2 separate regions of the Homo sapiens genome follow, and region 1 is linked to region 2. Evidence: chromatin contacts called from ENCODE Hi-C data. All regions are on one chromosome and are shown on one strand. Each heading gives the region's core, a stretch centred on a gene start or an enhancer-like site at or near the end of the contact. The rest is flanking DNA. Distances are from core to core; before and after follow the strand shown. Region 1 has its middle 15 kb from the start of AKR1C1. Region 2 holds the start of AKR1E2 (aldo-keto reductase family 1 member E2).

Evidence for each region. Hi-C counts contacts between places; a loop is a spot of excess contacts on that map. Pooled maps may share reads with other maps.
Region 1: a loop to region 2 is called in a pooled map, with 2.0 times the contacts of the local background. The contact joins the enhancer-like site here to the promoter of AKR1E2 in region 2. A Hi-C loop is called at or near these places in 1 of 50 pooled maps.

What each region holds. Positions count from the first base shown.
Region 1 is chr10:4,946,502-4,950,093 of GRCh38, forward strand. No RefSeq gene overlaps it. Among named protein-coding and RNA genes, the nearest start is that of AKR1C1, 15 kb to the right of the region's middle. RefSeq lists an enhancer at 1,276-1,570. Within about 2 kb of position 1,295, at least 12 of the 41 ENCODE cell types and tissues checked have a DNase peak (open chromatin) inside an H3K27ac peak, as active enhancers do.
Region 2 is chr10:4,824,285-4,828,309 of GRCh38, forward strand. AKR1E2 (aldo-keto reductase family 1 member E2) reads left to right here and starts at 1,923. Exons shown (of 10, transcript NM_001040177.3): 1 at 1,923-2,079. The coding sequence starts at 2,041. RefSeq lists a silencer at 2,350-2,429.

The DNA.
Region 1 (3,592 bases), core at 45-2,544, 120 kb after region 2:
GCTCTGCTCTTGGCCCTCTATGGGAAGGTGGGGTTTTCAATGCCTTACATCATCTGGGGACCCAAGGCTGGAACTGCTCCCTCAGTGAATCACTGGGGGTGGAATTGAGATAGATAGGGGGTCCATATGCTTAGGACAGTGGATGTAATTGGGCTGTACCAATGAGGAGTCTGTGTAAGGGAGGGAAGTTCTGTGTCTACAGAAAACAGGGGAAAGTTATGTTACTACAGGTAGAAATTATGAGCCCCTGGGGACATCCAATATCAATCTTCTTTTACCTAATTTGGTACATAACTGTCAAGTATGTTTTCCTTTATACTGGAGAATAATGTTAAAAATGAAATCTCCTGCCAATCTAAAAAACTCCTCCATAAAAATGTAGAAAAGAAAGAAAATAATTTTCTTATTCAAAAGGCATTAAACCACACTGCAATGTGCACCACAGGTAAGGTCTAATGAGATTAAAAGGCAGAAATGAATCTGACCTCTTTAAAAAGCCAAGGAGTACAGCCTTTACACACATCTTCTCATGATAAATGATAACTGGTCCTCACATAAGAAGGCCTAACAACACTGTTTTTTGATAACATTCTTTCATGGCTTCATCCCAAATTCACCTGGTAATTGGGTTAGCCATCTGTGCTAGTCAATCACCTGTATCACTAGGAAAAATGACATTTCTCCATGACAAGCAGGCAGTTGTAGCTTGGAGCAAGGGACCCAGGGAGATAGGAATTTTCCTTTTTTAATGTTTACATTTCCAAAGAGCTGGCTCTCTTACCCTTAACAAAACACTCACATGTTGCAATTCTGGTAAGAGGCTTAGTTGGCTTTTAAAAATATTTACATGAATATCAAAGGGACTGAGGTAGGATTTACAAATACAATTTTTTCTCAAGGAAATAATCTAAGAAATGGGCAGAGAAGAAAAGTCTCTATCCTTGTTGGCAATAGAAAAAACTCAGTTTTAACAATTGACCCTTAGAGAAGTCTAGAAACTTGAACATCAAGCAAACATGATTTCTAAACAGAAGTCTTTAAGAAACATAATTACAGTTACATGATCTCCTTTATGAAGTGGATATTGACCTGATATTTTAATGATCAAATATAAGTGCTTATTTTGACTTATGCCAGAATTTGCTATGAAATTAATCATATTTTTAAACCTCTAATACTTAGCTTGCTGCTCAGTACTAGAAGCCAGAGGTAAGTGTCATATTAGTCAGCCTTCATTCTCACCTGACTGTAGATACTAACTATGAAAGCTAGAAAAAATTTCTGCTATTGCTAAAGTCGAACATAAACAAGGTTGAACACTGGTTAAAATGGTGACGATGGATTTTATTAGTAATCCAGTGTTGTAATAGGGAAGAGGTCCAGTATGGACTGAACTGAACTTTGATTCATACAAGGTGACTCACCATTTTAAGGGAGAACGGGTGAGAGGGAAAGGCTGAGCAGGGACTGAGTGGAATCAGCAAAGTGGAAAATTTCAAAAAACAGAAAGGGGCTGGTTGGCCAATGTGATTATTCCCTCTGGGTTTGCAAACAAGAGCTAATGGAAGTTGGGCTCCTGCCCTGACATGAGGATTCAAAGAATAGTGGCCTGTTTTCAGATCTTTAAACTATTTTATGATCTTTCCGTTGAAACTTTTTGTCAGTGTTAAGGGAAATGAGAGAAAGTACCCTATTTTCAGACATCTATGTTGATACATAACCAAGAGGTTAAAGGAAATAAACTAATGGTGCACCACTTGGAAAAAGTTTGTCCTGACTCCCAGGGAGAGAAAGAAAAGGAGCTAGAGAGTCAGCAGTTGTTAAATGTGCTTAACCCACTTGAAACTGGTGCCACATTACTTAGTCAAGAGGTGGAGGAACCACCATCCCTGGAGTATAAAGAGGCTGCAAACATAGTCTCTCCCTCCTGAACTAGGCAAGGCACTGATTTTGGCTGGAGATCTACCAAGCTGGGGCAGGGCAATTTCCCCTCTGACAATATCCCATGGGAATTAATCAGCAAGGGACTTCAGCTCGATATTATTGGGCATACAGGCCTTTTCCTACATCTGATGTACTGAATTGGAAAACTTCCAATCCTTTCTACAGGGAAGATCCTCAGAAGATGACTGAATTGTTTACCACTATTTTTGCCAGCCATCACCCTACTTAGGCTAATTTGCAAGCCCTCCTAAATATTATGCTTACTGCAGACAAGAGAAAGCAAGCATTAGGCAATGGAAAGGAGGAAGCATGGTGTCTTCATGAAAAAAGCCCAGATGATACCCCAGACCCTGATAAGATTCTACATGCTGACCCAAACTGGGTCCCAAGTGAGGAGGATGGGGCCTGGACAAATCATCTGGAGTATTCTAAAGGGTGATAGGTCAGGGGTGCCGAGACCTAAAAGTCTGAAAAAAGTGCAGGAGCTTCAGCAGAAGCCTAACAAGGATTCCCTCAGAGTTCATGGATGTATCTGTCAAACATATAGAAAGCATACAGACTTAGACCTGCAGGATCCTGAAAATGTCAGAATGATAAACATGACTTTTATAGAGCAAAATGCCCCAGACATCACAAAGAAGTTACAAAAGCTGGAGGGGAGCTATTGGAATGAACACTTCTCAATTAATTGACATTGTGTTCAAGGCCTTATAATAGCAGAGAAGCCAAGGAAACCAAGGCACTACTGAAGGCAGAGATACTCATAGCTGCCATGGGAGGAAACCTGAAGAGAAAGGAACCCCCAAGGTGGAAAGGGAAAGTAGAAAAAGATCAATGGGCTTACTGTAGGGTGACAGTGCTTTGGAAGAAAGACTGCCCCAAGCTGAGTCAGGGGGAGCCCAAGTCACTTATGGCTGTTAAGTTTGGAAAAAATCCAAGGAGGACCGAGGGTGCCCAAAGTTCCCAAAAGCTCCAACCCTGTCCAGCATTAGGATTTCACCACAGGACATTCGGGTAAAACTGACAGTAGGGAAACAAAAATTGGACTTCTTAATTGATACGGGTGATACTGACATCCCAAAGTGTGGACTTTCTGACACCTATGTCAATATGGTTGGGGTGAATGGAGAGCTAAAACTGGTTGGGGGGGGGGGGTTGTGACCCTTATCCTGCAAGGTGGGCAATGAGGTATTGATAATAGCTAATCAATTATTTTATGTGTGGGACTGCCCAACCTCTGTGCTTGGTAGAGATCTCTTGTGTAAGTTAGAGGCATTAATTGTCTTTGAACCAGAGAAACGTCCAATGTGCCTCCAGGTACCCCCAGAATCCAGATTGCAGCTACAGGCCCTCCTGATGAAATCAAAAACTCCACAGCTTGAAGTAGAGATGATTCCACCGGAAGTCCTCAATAAGGTAAAGCCGGAAGTATGGGCTTCCGACCAACTGGGGAGGACAATTAATGTGAATCCCATAAAAGTCAGGCTAAAGGAAGGTATCTGACCTGATTAAAATAAACAGTACCCCTAAAGAAAGAGACTCTAGAAGGCATACAGCCAGTACTGGTTCGATTCTTTTGACATGGCTTAATAAGACTTTGTCAGACCTTGTATAATACACCCATCCTGCCAGTAAAGAAGCCTCACTC
Region 2 (4,025 bases), core at 673-3,172:
TTTATCTCTCACTCCCCTCCCAGCCTTCCCCCTGAGTCCCCGAAGTCCATTATATAATTCTTATGTCTTTGCAATGACTTTTAAAATACAACATCAAAGGGATGAGCCATGAAAGAAATAATTGATAAGCTCACTTCGTTAAAATAAAAATTTTTTTATTTTGCTAAAGACAATGTCAAGGAAATGAAAAGACAAGTTACAGACAGACTGGGAGAAAATATTTACAAAGACACATCTAATAAAGGACTCTTATCCAAAATACACAAAGAACTCTTAAAATCCAACAATAAGAAAATGAATGACCCAAATAAAAAATGGGCAAAAGACCTGAAAACACACCTTATCAAAGATATACAGATAGCAAAGAAGCAGAGTAAAAGATGCTCAACGTCATAGACTTATGGAATTTCTGTTAAAACAATGAAATAGCATGATACACGATTGCAGTGCAGTAGAGCTTCCCCCAGGAATACTGTTCCCAGACTTGTGCAGGGCTGGTTCCCTCACTCTTTGCCTTTCTGTTTGCAGCATAAATGCCACTTCATTGAGGTGTTGAGGATTCCCTCACTCTGTCCCTTCCGCCTCTCACCACAAGCACCTGCTTTATTTTACTATAGCACCTGCTCTTTTTTTTTCTCATGCATTTGCTTTTATGCTCTGTCCATTCATTCCTACAGATGGTGAGCTCCTGAGGGCAAGGCCCATGCAGGTCATTTTCAGCACTGCACCCTGGCCTAACTTGCCCCGTGCACAGGTGAGTGCTCCAGGCACAGTTTCTGAATGAATAAATGAGAGTATCGAAGATCCCCCTTCCCACCTGTGAGGAGCTCACATTGAGGAGATGGATGCTCACAGGAGATGCAAGTTGGGTGGGAGGCAGGGGGACACCCAGAGTGACCCTGGGAGTTTCTCTGGCTGCAGCCGCCCCATTGAGCAGAATGGGCAGCGCCTCCCCTGATGGCCAGCACTGAAGACCCAGGCAAGGAACCTAGAAACAAAGCCCTCATCTGGGTGTGGGTGTCCTCAAGGCAGTAGGACTCCCAGGGCTGAGGGGGGCAATGAAGGGGGAGCTGTAAGCTCCAGGAGAGATAAGAGGGGCGTCGGAAGGCTCCCTTGACCCCTCTTTCCCTCCACTGGCCCTGGGGGAGCCCAGTCCACTCATAAGGGGGGTGTCCAGTCCACCCCATCCACTTCCAAACGGGGGCCCGAGGCTGCAAGCAAGGACGCTCCCCTCTACATGCAGGGCTCGGCCTCCCCTGCACCACCCAGGACCCCCGCTGTCCTGCAAGCCCCAGCCGCTCTGGGCCAGGACCCAGGGAGTGGAAGGCATTTTCCAAGGGCACAGTGGCTCCCTGACGGGGAACCAAGGCCAGGCACGCTTCTCCCAGACTGGGGGCCTCGGGGCACCTGAGAATGGCCATCCTTGGTACAAGAGAGCGGGGACCCACTCCCGCGCACCCTGTGCCCCAGGGGACGCAGGACTCTGCACCCTGACCCTAGAGCTTGCCCTAGGATGGCCCGGCCATGGCGAGGCCCTGGAACGGTGAAGACTCTCTGCCCATCAACCTAGCACCTCTGCCCTACCCTCAGTCGCATATGCACCCGGTGCGAGGGAGAAGGCAACCAGGAGGTCACACCTAAGGTGGGGGCGTGAGCGGCAATGCCAGCCGATTGTAAAACCTTCCCTGCTCCTGCGTGGCTCTGCAAGCCAATCGAAAATTCCGTCGTCTATGCCGCCAGCCAATCAGGATGTCCAGAGCGCGGTGCTTCCAGCCATTTGGGACTCCAGCTGGCTCTGCGCCTCCAGCCAATCGGGGTGCCCGTCCTTAATACAACCAGCCAGTCAGTGCCCGGCGCGCGACACCAGCAGCCAGTCAGGAAGCCCTGCGTTCATGCTTCCAGCCATTGTCGGAGTGTCAGCCGTCACAAGGCACTTCCAGCCAGTCGCAACGGCGGGTCGCCAGCGCCGCAGTAGCTCGCGCGGTGCCTGTCGGTAGTCGCGTGCGGGGCGGCGGGGCGGCGGGGCGGCCGGCGGCGGCCATGGGAGATATCCCAGCCGTGGGCCTCAGCTCCTGGAAGGTGACGCGGTCGCGGGCAGGGAGGCGCGCCTGACCTAGGGGAGCGCGGGACTTGGGGGCGCCCGATGGGACCCAGGCCGGGGCTGGGGAGAAGTGCGGCGGCCTCCCCTCCGCCTGGCCGACGCCCGGGAAAGGCGCTGCTGAGGTGGCCGCCCACCGCCCACAAGCAGCCCGGCCCGGCCTTTCCTAAAACGGAGTCGGTGCTGCCCGCCGAGGCGCTCTCTGGGAGAAGCGGGAACCTCGGCAGCCAAGCCTCAGACTCTGGGGCTGCGGCCGCGGCGTTGGGCGGGGCTGCTCTGTGGAGAGGCGGAGCCCTTGAAGTTACTCAGAACTGGAGCGGGGATGCCGAGGGGAGGCCTTGGCGGCGCTGGACTCGGCCGGAACAGGGAACCTCGAAGCCTCCTCTCCAGCAAAGAGAGAAAGAAAAGTTGGGGCCGGGCGTGGGGTGCGGGCTTGTAATCCCAGCACTTTGGGAGGCCGAGGCAGTAGGATCGCCTGAGCTCAGGAGTTCAAGACCAGCCAGGTCAACATGGCGAAACCCTGTTTCTACAAAAAATGAACAAATCAGCTGGGCTTGGGGGTGCGCGCCTGTGGTCCCAGCTACTCAGGAGGCTGAGGTGGGAGGATCACTGGAGACCAGGAAGTCGATGCTGCAGTGAGCTTTGATGGCGCCACTGCACTCCAGCCTTGGGGACAGAGCCAGACCTTGCTGGAAAAAAAAAAAAAAAAAAGAAAAAAGGAAAATTGGAATTGCTGATTAGGCTTTAAAAGAAACTTTGGGATCTCATGTTGTTCCCTGTTTAGAAGCAACCTGCCCTGATGCCTGAGACATATAATCGCTCTGTGCATTTATGGGGTGCAGCGTAATGTTTTGAGCCGTGTATACAATTGCAATGTGGTTAAATCAAGCTAATTAACATATCTATCACCTCTCTCAGTTATTATTGTTTGTGGTAAGATGTTTGAAATGTCTTGTTATTTTGAAATACACATGTGTAGTAAATTATTGTTGACTGTTGGCATCCTAGTGCGCAGTAAGTCTTAAAAGCTGTGTCTCCTGTGTGTTTGAAACTTTGTACCCTTTGATCAGCAACTCCCCATTCCCTCCTTCCTCACCTCCCCCAGCCCCCAGCGTCTTATAACCACCATTCTATTCTACGACCTTTCTCTGCTTTGAACTTCACAATTCCTGCCAGTGATTTGAGACAGCACTGACTAAAAAGCGTTTAAAATTTGATCTTTAAAAAAAAAAAGCTAAACTTAGTTGTTGATAAAAGCTATAAGAAGTCATATAGGAAGTTAGTTACTGAAGGAGTCAGAATGTTCAAGGCCTGCTCATGAAAATATTATTTAAATTATTTCTCTTACCTGCTTACCAACTCTTAGAGGCTAGGAGTGTCGTTTTGTTCATATTGGTTCTCAGCATCTAGTGAAGGACGTGCATCTGTCAGCCCTTCATTCAGTAAGCACTCGATGGATTAAACTGTTGAGTCTCTTGCTTCCCTTTATTTCTGCAACAATTTGGTGCAGGAGTCCAGACTTTCGTGCACACAGGATAAGGAAAAATTAGTGAAAACTGTGCTTAACAGGTCAAAATATTCTATTTATTTTTCTTGGACTGCAGGTGCATCAAATTGGATTAATCATAATCACTCATCACTGGTCTATGCAAAGGCTTATTTTTACTCGTCTATTTTTAATAGTGAATAAACATCACAGACCTATCCGTTATCTGTTGCCCCAGAAATGCTGCATCAATGGCCAAACACCAGACCTCAGTGGTGTACAGCAGCAAGTGTATTCCTCCCACACGGGAGGTCAGGAGAGCAGCTCTGTGGACCTTGGCTGGGCTCAGTTGGGATGGTTGGGGCTACTCCACTTGGCTCCGCACATCTCCTGTCCTCGTGCGGTTAGTTAGGGAGTGTTCTCAAGATGATGGCTGAAGCA